Linked DNA regions of Homo sapiens: region 2 is linked to region 1. A link is a loop called in an ENCODE intact Hi-C map of the cell type or tissue named here. Cell type or tissue: Caco-2. All regions are shown on one strand. Links, peaks and the distances in the headings refer to the core of each region. The heading gives the core; the rest is flanking DNA.

Region 1 (5,374 bases), core at 1-5,000:
AAAAAAATAAACAAATACATGGAAACATGAGTTTGAACAAACATCATGTTCTGACACTTAAACAATTTTTTTAAACCTGGGAAATTAAAGTTGATATTCCTCCCTAAGCACCATGCTACCAAATGTAGATGAAACAAATTGAAATATTTTGGGGTGCTGTATCTCAGTTTAAAAGAAATTTACGGCTTGGCTGGTAGCTCACATCTGTAATCCCAGCAATTTGGGAGGCCAAGAATCTGAGACAAGCCTAGGCAACCTAGTGAGATCTACAAAATGTTCAAAAATTAGGCCGGGCGCGGTGGCTCACGCCTGTAATCCCAGCACTTTGGGAGGCCGAGGCAGGCAGATCACGAGGTCAGGAGATCGAGACCATCCTGGCTAACACAGTGAAACCCCGTCTCTACTAAAAATACAAAAAAAAAATTAGCCGCGCGTGGTGCCGGGCGCCTGTAGTCCTAGCTACTCGGGAGGCTGAGGCAGAGAATGGCGTGAACCCGGGAGGCGGAGCTTGCAGTGAGCTGAGACTGCGCCACTGCACTCCAGCCTGGGCGACAGAGCAAGACTCTGTCTCAAAAAAAAAAAAAATTAGCCTGGGCGGATCACAAGATCAGGAGATCAAGACCATCCTGGCTAACACAGTGAAACCCCGTCTCTACTAAAAAAATACAAAAAAATTAGCTGGGTGTGGTGGCTGGCACCTGTAGTTCCAGCTACTCGGGAGGCTGAGGCAGGAGAATAGCATGAACCTGGGAAGCGGAGCTTGCAGTGAGCCAAGACTGCACCACTGCACTCCAGCCTGGGTGACAAAGTGAGACTCCGCCTCAAAAAAAAAATATATATATATATATTAGCTGGGCACGGTGGCACAGACCTTAGGGTTTCATGGGTCCACTTGAAGAGAATAAGCCACCCAGAAAAACCAGCCACCAGACGGTCTCCAGCTACTCAGGAGACTGAAGCGGGAGGATCACTGGAGCCCAGGAATTTGAGGTTATAGTAAGCTATGATCAAACCACTGCACTCCAGCCTGGCAACCGAGTGAGACCACACCTCAAAAAAAAAAAAAAAGAACATAAGAGAAAAAAAAATAAATGTCTCAGCTATGTTCCCTTTGATAGACAAAAATTTTATTGTACATTTTAAATTATGACCAGTACTATTTTTAAAAAACAATGCCAAACAGCACAACAAGAAAAACAAAAGGGAAAACAAGCTATACTGATACACCATAAAATTTCTTAGGAAAATCTAGGTTCTTTCGGCCGGGCGCGGTGGCTCACGCCTGTAATCCCAGCACTTTGGGAGGCCGAGGCGGACGGATCACGAGGTCAGGAGATCGAGACCATCCTGGCTAACACTATGAAACCCCGTCTCTACTAAAAAAAAATACAAAAAAAAAAAAAATTAGCCGGGCGTGGTGGCGGGCGCCTGTAGTCCCAGCTACACGGGAGGCTGAGGCCAGAGAATGGCGTGAACCCGGGAGGCAGAGCTCGCAGTGAGCCGAGATGGCATCACTGCACTCCAGCCTGGGCGACAGAGCGAGACTCAGTCTCAAAAAAAAAAAAAAAAAAAAAGGAAAATCTAGGTTCTTTCTCAGACTGAAATTTCTGTAAACATAATTTATGATTTCATAGCAGCCAGTAAGTCTGGTCACTGGAAAATAACTGGTGCACGAAGTGTAATAAAAATTTGAAAATGGCCGGGGCGCGGTGGCTCACGCCGGTAATCCCAGCACTTTGGGAGGCCGAGGCGGGCGGATCACGAGGTCAGGAGATCGAGAGACCATCATGGCTAACACGGTGAAACCTCATCTCTACTAAAAATACAAAAAAAATTAGTCGGGGGTGGTGGCGGGTGCCTGTAGCCCCAGCTACTCGGGAGGCTGAGGCAGGAGAATGGCGTGAACCCGGGAGGCGGAGCTTGCAGTGAGCCGAGATCGCGCCACTGCACTCCAGCCTGGGCGACAGAGCTCAAGAAAAAAAAAAAAATTGAAAATGACTAGCAGAATAATATCCAGGTTATGAGTTGGATAGGGAACTGAGAATAGGAGGGAAACATTCTCCTGTGCTGTAGGAAAATATCTCCAGCACAATCGCTTCCTCAGAATAATACAAGGAAATCTGTAGAGGCTACTGGAAACACATTGTTGGTTTACACTAAACTTCCAATATACCTGCGTCAATTTCTCTGAATACTGAGGTGAAACATTACAAAATGCGAGGAAAACGGGGACTCGGGCAAGACATCAAATTCAATAAAAACCATTTAGTTTGTATTTGCAGTGCCGAATCTGATCCCAGACCCCCCCCAAAAAATTATCTGTTGATACATAACAGAAGAAAACAGCCCTCCTTCCTTTTTCTCATTCTTTGAGATCTCCCTTGGCCAATCTGTCCTTTTTCTGAGTAAGGGCGAGTAATTCCAGAACTAAAAGCTTAGGATTTTGTGGGTCCAATTGAAGAGACTAAGCCACCCAGAAAAACCAGCCACCAGACGGTATGGGGAAAACCAAGGGCTGACCGAGTAACTTGATGCTTTAAAAAGCAGCTCCCTACACCCCTCCCTCCGTCCTTCGGGGCCTCTCGGAAGGCCCGGCAGGCGTGGTGGGCTGCAGTCACCAGTCAGCTTCCTGCCTGTCCCCACCCGGCCACGACCACCTCGGCACCAGAAAGACCCTACGGCGTCGGGCCCTGGCTTCCTCCGGGTGATAGCCCTTCCAGGGGCTCAGCCTCACCTTCCGCGTCTGCTGAGGAGACAAAGGTGAAGTCCCCGTTAGTGGGGGCATAGGCCGGGGGCGGGCCCGGAGGCTGCATCTCGCGGCGACTCCCAACCGGCCGCGGTAGAAGAGGCTGCGGCTGGGCCCAGACCCCGAGGCGGCCGCGGCGGCGACCCGCACGCTCGCCCTACGGTGCGGCCTACGAGTCTCGACGTGCAAGCTGCGAGCGAGGCCAGAAACGGGCACAGCGGGCCGCTGAGCTGCCCCGAGACTACCCCACCAAAGTCTTCTTGGTGGCGACCACCCAAGCACCACGACGCCGGCACCCTGACAGGACCATAACAGTGACAGCGGCGCTGGGATTGGCTCTTTGTAATGTGCTCTCCCATTGGCTCCCGGAGGAAGATTCTGATTGGGTCTTCCTGTTGTTGATTCCGGAAGTTTACCCAGGACAGGAAGTTCACTTGTAATTCGTGGAAATCTCAGGCCTCTTTTTCCTCCTTGGGTGCTTTTGTTCCTTTAAGTGCGATCTTTCCTGGCGTTTTGTTTACCTATTACCTCCGTTTTTGTTAAGTGGGTGGGTTAAAGAATTTTAGAACTAGGTAGATTTTATGGGTCAGCCGCCGTACAGGATCTCAAGATTCCCTTGCCATTAGCCATTAATTAATAGTGTAGGATCTTGACTAAGTTATATGTAATGTCTGGATGGCAGTTTCCTCACCTGTAAGATGAAGAGGGATGGATCGGAGAATGAAGATAAAAGGCAGAGAAGCCGTAAATCGCCACCCAGAGACTAGGGCTGTAGATACATTCCTTTATGAGGGAGAAAACTGAGGCCAGAGAAAGTAAGGTAGAAACAGATTTAGGACAGTACCTAAATCTCCTAATTTCTAGTCAAGTGCTCTTTTCACTGGAAGGCCCTGTCTACTGATAAGCTTGCCGAAGTTAACAAACTCACCTGCTTTTAAATGTTTACATACGTAACTTTAATATTCAAGCTACATAAATGTGGCTTCCAACTTGAAGAAAGAGGGGTTGGGGTATATTAGGAGGCCAACTTGGAGAAATACACAATTGATCAGCAATAGAGCAATCGAGAGACATGTCTATTAGTGTGTTAAATGGTATTTCTGGAAAATTTTCTCACAGGAGGTAACATGTTGGTACTTAAAGGATGAGTAAATGTAGTGGTTTTGTTTGTTTTAGAGACAAGGTCGCTCCGTTACCCAGGCTGGAGTGCAGTGGTGCAGTAATAGCTCCTTGTAACCTCACACTCCTGGGCTCAGGCAGTCCTCCCAACTCAGCTATCTAAGTAGCTGGGACTACAAGCCCCCTGCCACCATGTTTGGCTAATATTTATTTATTTATTTATTTATTTTTGAGACGGAGTCTCATTCTGTCGACAGGATGGAGTGCAGTGGCGCGATCTCGGCTCACTGCAACCTCCGCCTCCAGGGTTCAAGCGATTCTCCTGCCTCAGCCTCCCGAGTAGCTGGGACTACAGGTGCCTGCCACCACGCCTGGGTAATTTTTTGTATTTTTAGCAGAGACGGGGTTTCACCATGTTAGTCAGGATGGTCTCGATCTCCTGACCTTGTGGTCTGCCTGCCTTGGCCTCCCAAAATGCTGAGATTACCGGCGTGAGCCACTGCACCCAGCCCGAATATAACCATTTTTTAAAACATGCCAATTTGATGGGTGATTGTGGGGAAAAGAAAGAGAGATCAGATTGTTACTGTGTCTGTGTAGGAAGAAGTAGACATAGGAGACTCCATTTTGTTCTGTACTAAGACAAATTCTTCTGCCTTGAGATGCTGTTAATCTATAACCTTAGCCCCAAACCCGAACTCTCTGAAACATGTGCTGTGTCAACTCACGGTTAAATGGATTAAGGGCTGTGCTAGATGTGCTTTGTTAAACAGATGCTGGAAGGCGGCATGCTCCTTAAGAGTCATCACCACTCCCTAATCTCAAGTACCCAGGGACACAAACACTGCGGAAGGCCGCAGGTACCTCTGCCTAGGAAAGCCAGGTGTTGTCCAAGGTTTCTCCCCATGTGATAGTCTGAAATATGGCCTCGTAGGAAGGGAAAGACCTGACCGTCCTCCAACCCGACACCCGTAAAGGGTCTGTGCTGAGGAGGATTAGTATAAGAGGAAGGCATGCCTCTTTGCAGTTGAGACAAGAGGAAGGCATCTGTCTCCTGCCCATCCCTGGGCAATGGAATGTCTTGGTATAAAACCCGATTGTATGTTCCATCTACTGAGATAGGGGAAAACTGCCTTAGGGCTGGAGGTGGGCCATGCGGGCAACAATACTGCTCTGTAAGGCATTGAGATATTTATGTGTATGCATATCTAAAGCACAGCACTTAATTCTTTACCTTGTCTATGATGCAGAGACCTTTGTTCACGTGTTTATCTGCTGACCTTCTCTCCACTATTATCCTATGACCCTGCCACATCCCCGTCTCTGAGAAACACCTAAGAATGATCAATAAATACTAAGGGAACTCAGAGGCTGGCAGGATCCTCCGTATGCTGAACGCTGGTCCCCTGGGCTCCCTTATTTCTTTCTCTATACTTTGTCTCTGTGTCTTTTTCTTTTCCAAGTCTCTCGTTCCACCTAACGAGAAACACCCACAGGTGTGGAGGGGCA
Region 2 (5,374 bases), core at 250-5,249, 51 kb before region 1:
CTCACTCAAAGTAGTGGCCTCAGAGGCAGCTCCCGTGGTGAGTCAGTTCAGTATTGTTCTTTTTTTATTTTTATTTTTTTTATTTTTTTTGAGATGGAGTCTCGCTCTGTCGCCCAGGCTGGAGTGCAGTGGCGCTATCTCGGCTCACTGCAACCTCCACCTGCTGGGTTCAAGCAATTCTCTGCCTCAGCCTCCCGAGCAGCTGGGATTACAGGTGCCTGCCACCATGCCCAGCTAATTTTTTGTATTTTTAGTTAAGACGGGGTTTCACCATCTTGGCCAGGCTGGTCTCAAACTCCTGACCTAAGGTGATCCACCCGCCTCAGCCTCCCAAAGTGCTGGGATTACAGGCGTGAGCCACCGCGCCCGGCCAGGTTCAGTACTGTTCTAGGTTTCACTCCTAAAGGCCCTGCCTAGAATCTATTCCTTTGGCCCTTTCAAAGATTTTCTAAGTGCATACATCTCTGCAATAAATTCCTTCATGCTTAAAATACTTCCAGTGGTTTCTGTTTCTTGCACCAAACTCTGACTGGTACAGTCAGTAGGATTTCAGAGAAAAATTATATATATATAGTGAAACATTCTACCTAGGCCTCATGTTCTAATTGAGGTTATTCTAATCGCCCTCCAGTGACCCTGGCCTGCCCTTCGCTCTGATCCCAACCTTGGCCCCAGGCTGATAAAGTATGCAGAGCTCTAATTCAGGAGCCTTCTGGCTTTACTGTTTGTCCTGACTTGACCTTTGTTCTAAGTTTCTCAGCATCTGGTTTAACCTTCCTTCAGGAACTGAGTTTCTATTCCAGTGACTCAATTTCTTTCTTTCCTTGAATCTTTTTTTCCCTCTATTTTATCTTCTTTTTTTTTTTCTTTTTTGAGACTGGGTCTCGCTCTGTCGCCCAGGCTGGAGTGCAGTGGCAGAGATTTTGGCTCACTTCAAGCCCCGCCTCCCGGGTTCACGCCATTCTCCTGCCTCAGCTTCCCGAGTAGCTGGGACCACAGGCGCCCGCCACAACGCCTGGCTAATTTTTTATATTTTTTTAGTAGCGACGGGGTTTCACCATGTTAGCCAGGATGGTCTCGATCTCTGGACCCCGTGATCCGCCCGCCTTGGCTTCCCAAAGTACTGGGATTATAGGTGTGAGCCACTATGCCTGTCTGTGCCTCAGTTTCTAAAGATTGGATTTTTGCCTAACACCTTGGAGGCTAACTTCCTATGTAGATGGTTAAAACATTACCAAGGGCCGGGCATGGTGGGTCACTCTGTTGCCCAGGCTGGAGTGCAGTGGTGCAATCTCAGCTCACTGCAACTTCTGTCTCCCAGTTCAAGCGATTCTCCTGCCCCTAGCCTCCTGAGTAGCTGGGACTACAGGCATGCGCTGCCACGCTTGGCTAGTTCTTGTATTTTTAGTAGACATGGGGTTTCACCATGTTGGCCAGGCTGGTCTCGAACTCCTGACCTCAATTAATCCGTCTGCCTTGGCCTCTGAAAGTGCTAGGATCACAGGAGTGAGCCACTGTGCCCAGCTATGCCTACCCTTTAAAGAAAAATACTGGTGCTTCTCTTCTAAGAAATCTAGGAAGTTGGAAGATAAGTTCACAAGGGGAGAACATTAAAGTAGAAGAAATTCACATGGGTGGACATCACATAATTTTTTTTCAGTAAAGAGAATCAAGGACATGTTCTAAAATAGAAAACAAGAAATCCTTGTAAAAACATATTGATGTGTTCAGGCAAAAATCAGGAAGGATGAAGACATGGGATTCAAGAAACACGGCAACCAACCAAGAATGCAGTGAAGAGGAATGTCAAGATGTGGCAGAGCTGGAAAGCAATCTGTGTGCATAGATTGTCAGTGGACTCCAAGGAGCATGTAATCAAGAATGAGAATGGAATGGATTTCATGTTGCAGATGGATAAAGGAGGCACATATTTCTTCTTTTCAGCAGGGAAAAAAAGGCGATTAACATTTATAGGAAAAGCCAAAAAATTCACAAGAATGCCACAGTCCAGATATGAAGCAAACTAAGATCTGGCTTCACGTTTTTGTTTTGTTTTGTTTTGAGACAAAGTCTCACTCTCGCCCAGGCTGGAGTGCAATGGCACAGTCTCAGCTCACTGCACCCTCTGCCTTCTGGGTTCAAGTGAGTCTCTTGCCTCAGCCTCCCGAGTAGCTGGGACTGCAGGTGTGCACTACCACGCCCAGCTAATTTTTGTATTTTTGGAAGAGACAGGGTTTCACCATGTTGGCCAGGCTGGTCTCAAACTCCTGACTTCAGGTGATCCGCCTGCCCTGGCCTCCCAAAGTGCTGGGATTATAGGCGTGAGCCACCACTCCCAACCCTGGATTCTTCTTTTTTTTTTTTTTTTTTGAGATGGAGTTTCACTCTTGTTGCCCAGGCTGGAGTGCAATGGCATGATCTCAGCTCACTGCAATCTCCGCGTCCCAGGTTCAAGCGATTCTCCTGCCTCAGCCTCCTGAGTAGCTGGGATTACAGGCATGGACCACCCAAGCCCAGCTAATTTTGTATTTTTAGTAGATATGGGGTTTCTCCATGTTGGTCAGGCTGGTCTCGGACTCCTGACCTCAGGTGATCCGCCCACCTCGGCCTCCCAAAGTGCTGGGATTACGGGTGTGAGCTACCGTGCCCGGCCTCCTGGATTCATTTTTTATTAACATTGATAGGATTTAAGGAAAGATATATTCTCTTTTAGGTGACAGCAGTGTCAAAAAGTGGACCCTGAAGGAGGAAATGTCCTGGTGTGCCTCCCGTGTCTGCCTTGAGTAATATTTACATAGTGATAGTAAAGCAAATGCTGCTTACTGCTGTTCAAAGTTTAGAATCAGTTATAGACAAAACACTGACTATTTATTTACAGTTACAGAACAGGGTGTAGCTGTCATTAACCTTGAAGTTATAAAACGAAAAGACAGAAAGCAAAAGTGAAGCTGACAGAGGTTGGGTGGAAGAAGAAGAGGAGAGAATGAAAGGAGGGAGTGATAATGGCTTTATCTTATATACTGGGTAGACAAGAGCTGCTGTAAAGTTGATGAGCAAGAAGCAGGAGTTTAAGTATCTTATTTTAAGTCATAAAAATTTTCAGTATTATACCTAAGGATAATATAACTATTAAAAATGGGGAGGCCGGGCATGGTGGCTTATGCCTGTAATCCCAGCACTTTGGGAGACAGAGGTGGGTGGATCACAAGGTCAGGAGTTTGAGACCAGCCTGGCAAACATAGTGAAACCCCATCTCTACTAAACATACAAAAAATTAGCTGGGTGTGGTGGTGGGCACCTGCAATCCCAGCTACTTGGGAGGGTGAGGTGGGAGAATCACTTGAACCTGGGAGGTGGAGGTTGCAGTGAGCTGAGATTTCACCATTGCACTCCAGCCCAGGTGACAGTGCCAGACTCCATCTCAAAATAAATAAATAAATAAATAAATAATAAAATAAACTGGGGAGGACAGAGAGTGGCCTAGGTAGTTAAATCCTTACCATCCAATGGTAGGAGTAAATACAGGACTAAAATTGATGCATGGAGAAATATTAACATAGGAGGCTGGGTGTGGTGGCTCACAGTTATAATCCCAGTGCTTTGGGAGGCTGAGCCAGGAGGATGACTCGAGGCCAGGAGTTTGAAACCAGACTGGGTAACATAGTAAGATTCCATTTTTACAAAAAAAAAAAATTGTAATTAGCCAGATGTGATGGCACGCATCTATAGTTCTGGCTACGGGGAAGGCTGAGGTGGGAGGCTCTCTTGAGCCCAGGAGTTCGAGGCTTCAGTGAGCCATGATCACACTACTGCAACAGAGTGAAGAGTTAGAGACCTTGTCTCCAAAACAAAACAAAACAAAACAAAACAAATTAACATAGAAATATTACTCAGAGTTATAAAGTGACTACCTGCAAATAAAAATAAAATGACTTGCCCCCAAGCAGCACTAGGGTGAGGAGTACGGAAGGAATGAAGAGGGGTCTGTGGCATTTCATTATGTCTTTCTAGACTGGCTAATTTTTTACTATGTGTGATTAAAACAGCTAATAAAAATTAGGACAAGTTAACTGAAAATAGATATAATAGGTCGGGCATGGTGGCTTATGCCTGTAATCCCAGCTACTTGGGAGGATGAGGCAGGAGGGTCACTTGAGCCAGGGAGGTGGAGGTTGCAGTGAGCCAAGACTGCACCACTGCACTCCAGCCTGGCCAACAGAGTGAGACTCAGTCTCAAAAAAAAAGAAAATAGATATAAGAGGCCGGGTGTAGTGGTGCATACCTGTAATCCCAGCTACTCTGGGAAGCTGAGGCATGGAATTGCTTGAACCCAGGAGGCAAGGTTGCAGTGAGCCAAGATGGCACCACTGCACTCCAGCCTGGGTGACAGAGCAGACTCCATCTCAAAAAAAAAAAAAAAAAAAGAAAGGAAAGGAAAATAGAGGCCGGACGCGGTGGCTCATGCCTGTAATCCAGCATTTTGGAAGGCCGAGGGGGGGTGGATCACCTGAGGTCAGGAGTTCGAGACCAGCCTGACCAATATGATGAAACCCTGTTTCTACTAAAAATACAAAAAGTACCTGGGTGTGGTGGCGCACACCTGTAATCCCAGCTACTTGGGAGGCTGAGGCAGGAGAATCACTTGAACCCGGGGGGTGGAGGTTGCAGTGAGCCGAGATCACGCCATTGCACTCCAGCCTGGGCAACAAGAGCGAAACTCTGTCTCAAAAAAGAAAATAGATATAATAGGCCAGGTGTGGTGGTGCATGCCTGTAATCCCAGCTACTCTGGCCTGTATTTTCTTATACAAAAATCTATCTCTAGGTTCTTCCCTTGCCATATTTTGAGACAAAGGTAGCAGGTAGGAGATTCTGGTACAGTTTTAGGGTACATATAAATGAAGGGAAAAACATAAAAATACTCATAAAATAAGAGTAGCATTAATTCTTTTTTTTTTTTTGAGACAGCATCTTGCTTTGTTGCCCAGGCTGAAGTGCAGTGGCGCAATCTCGGCTCACTGCAATCTCTACCTCCCGGGTTCAAGCGATTATCCTGCCTCAGCCTCCTGAGTAGCTGGGATACAGTCTTGTGCCACCATGCCCAACTAATTTTTGTATTTTTTAGTAGAGACAAGGTTTCGCCATGTTGGCAAGGCTGGTCTCAAACTGCTGGCCTCAAGTGATCCTCCTGCCTTGGCCTCCCAAAGTGCTGGGATTACAGGCGTGAGCCACCGTGCCCAGCCTAAGAGTAGCATCAATTCTTCATTCATTAATTAAATTAGTAAAAATTAAATAGATATTATGTACCAGGCACTAGGCTAGATGGTAATACTGTGTATAAAGACAGGCCTAAAAGCATTATTCCATCCCTAGTA

Evidence for each region. A loop is a pair of places that touch in the nucleus more often than their neighbours do. Peaks named below come from ENCODE experiments on the same cell type or tissue, not always from the same donor. Only the 100,000 strongest peaks of a DNase experiment are listed, where the experiment ranks them.
Region 2: a loop joins it to region 1, with 6 times the contacts of the local background. A loop is called at or near these places in 3 of 110 quality-filtered maps.

Annotation. Positions count from the first base shown.
Region 1 is chr2:32,275,595-32,280,968 of GRCh38, reverse strand. YIPF4 (Yip1 domain family member 4) reads right to left here and starts at 3,065. Exons shown (of 6, transcript NM_032312.4): 1 at 2,735-3,065. The coding sequence starts at 2,813. RefSeq lists a silencer at 2,858-2,967 and an enhancer at 3,205-3,950. In Caco-2, for the core only: no CTCF peak of the experiment used is centred there; DNase peaks (open chromatin) are centred at 2,748 and 3,098; H3K4me3 peaks cover 1,836 bases.
Region 2 is chr2:32,326,786-32,332,159 of GRCh38, reverse strand. No RefSeq gene overlaps it. Among named protein-coding and RNA genes, the nearest start is that of BIRC6, 28 kb to the left of the region's middle. In Caco-2, for the core only: no CTCF peak of the experiment used is centred there; DNase peaks (open chromatin) are centred at 669 and 2,749.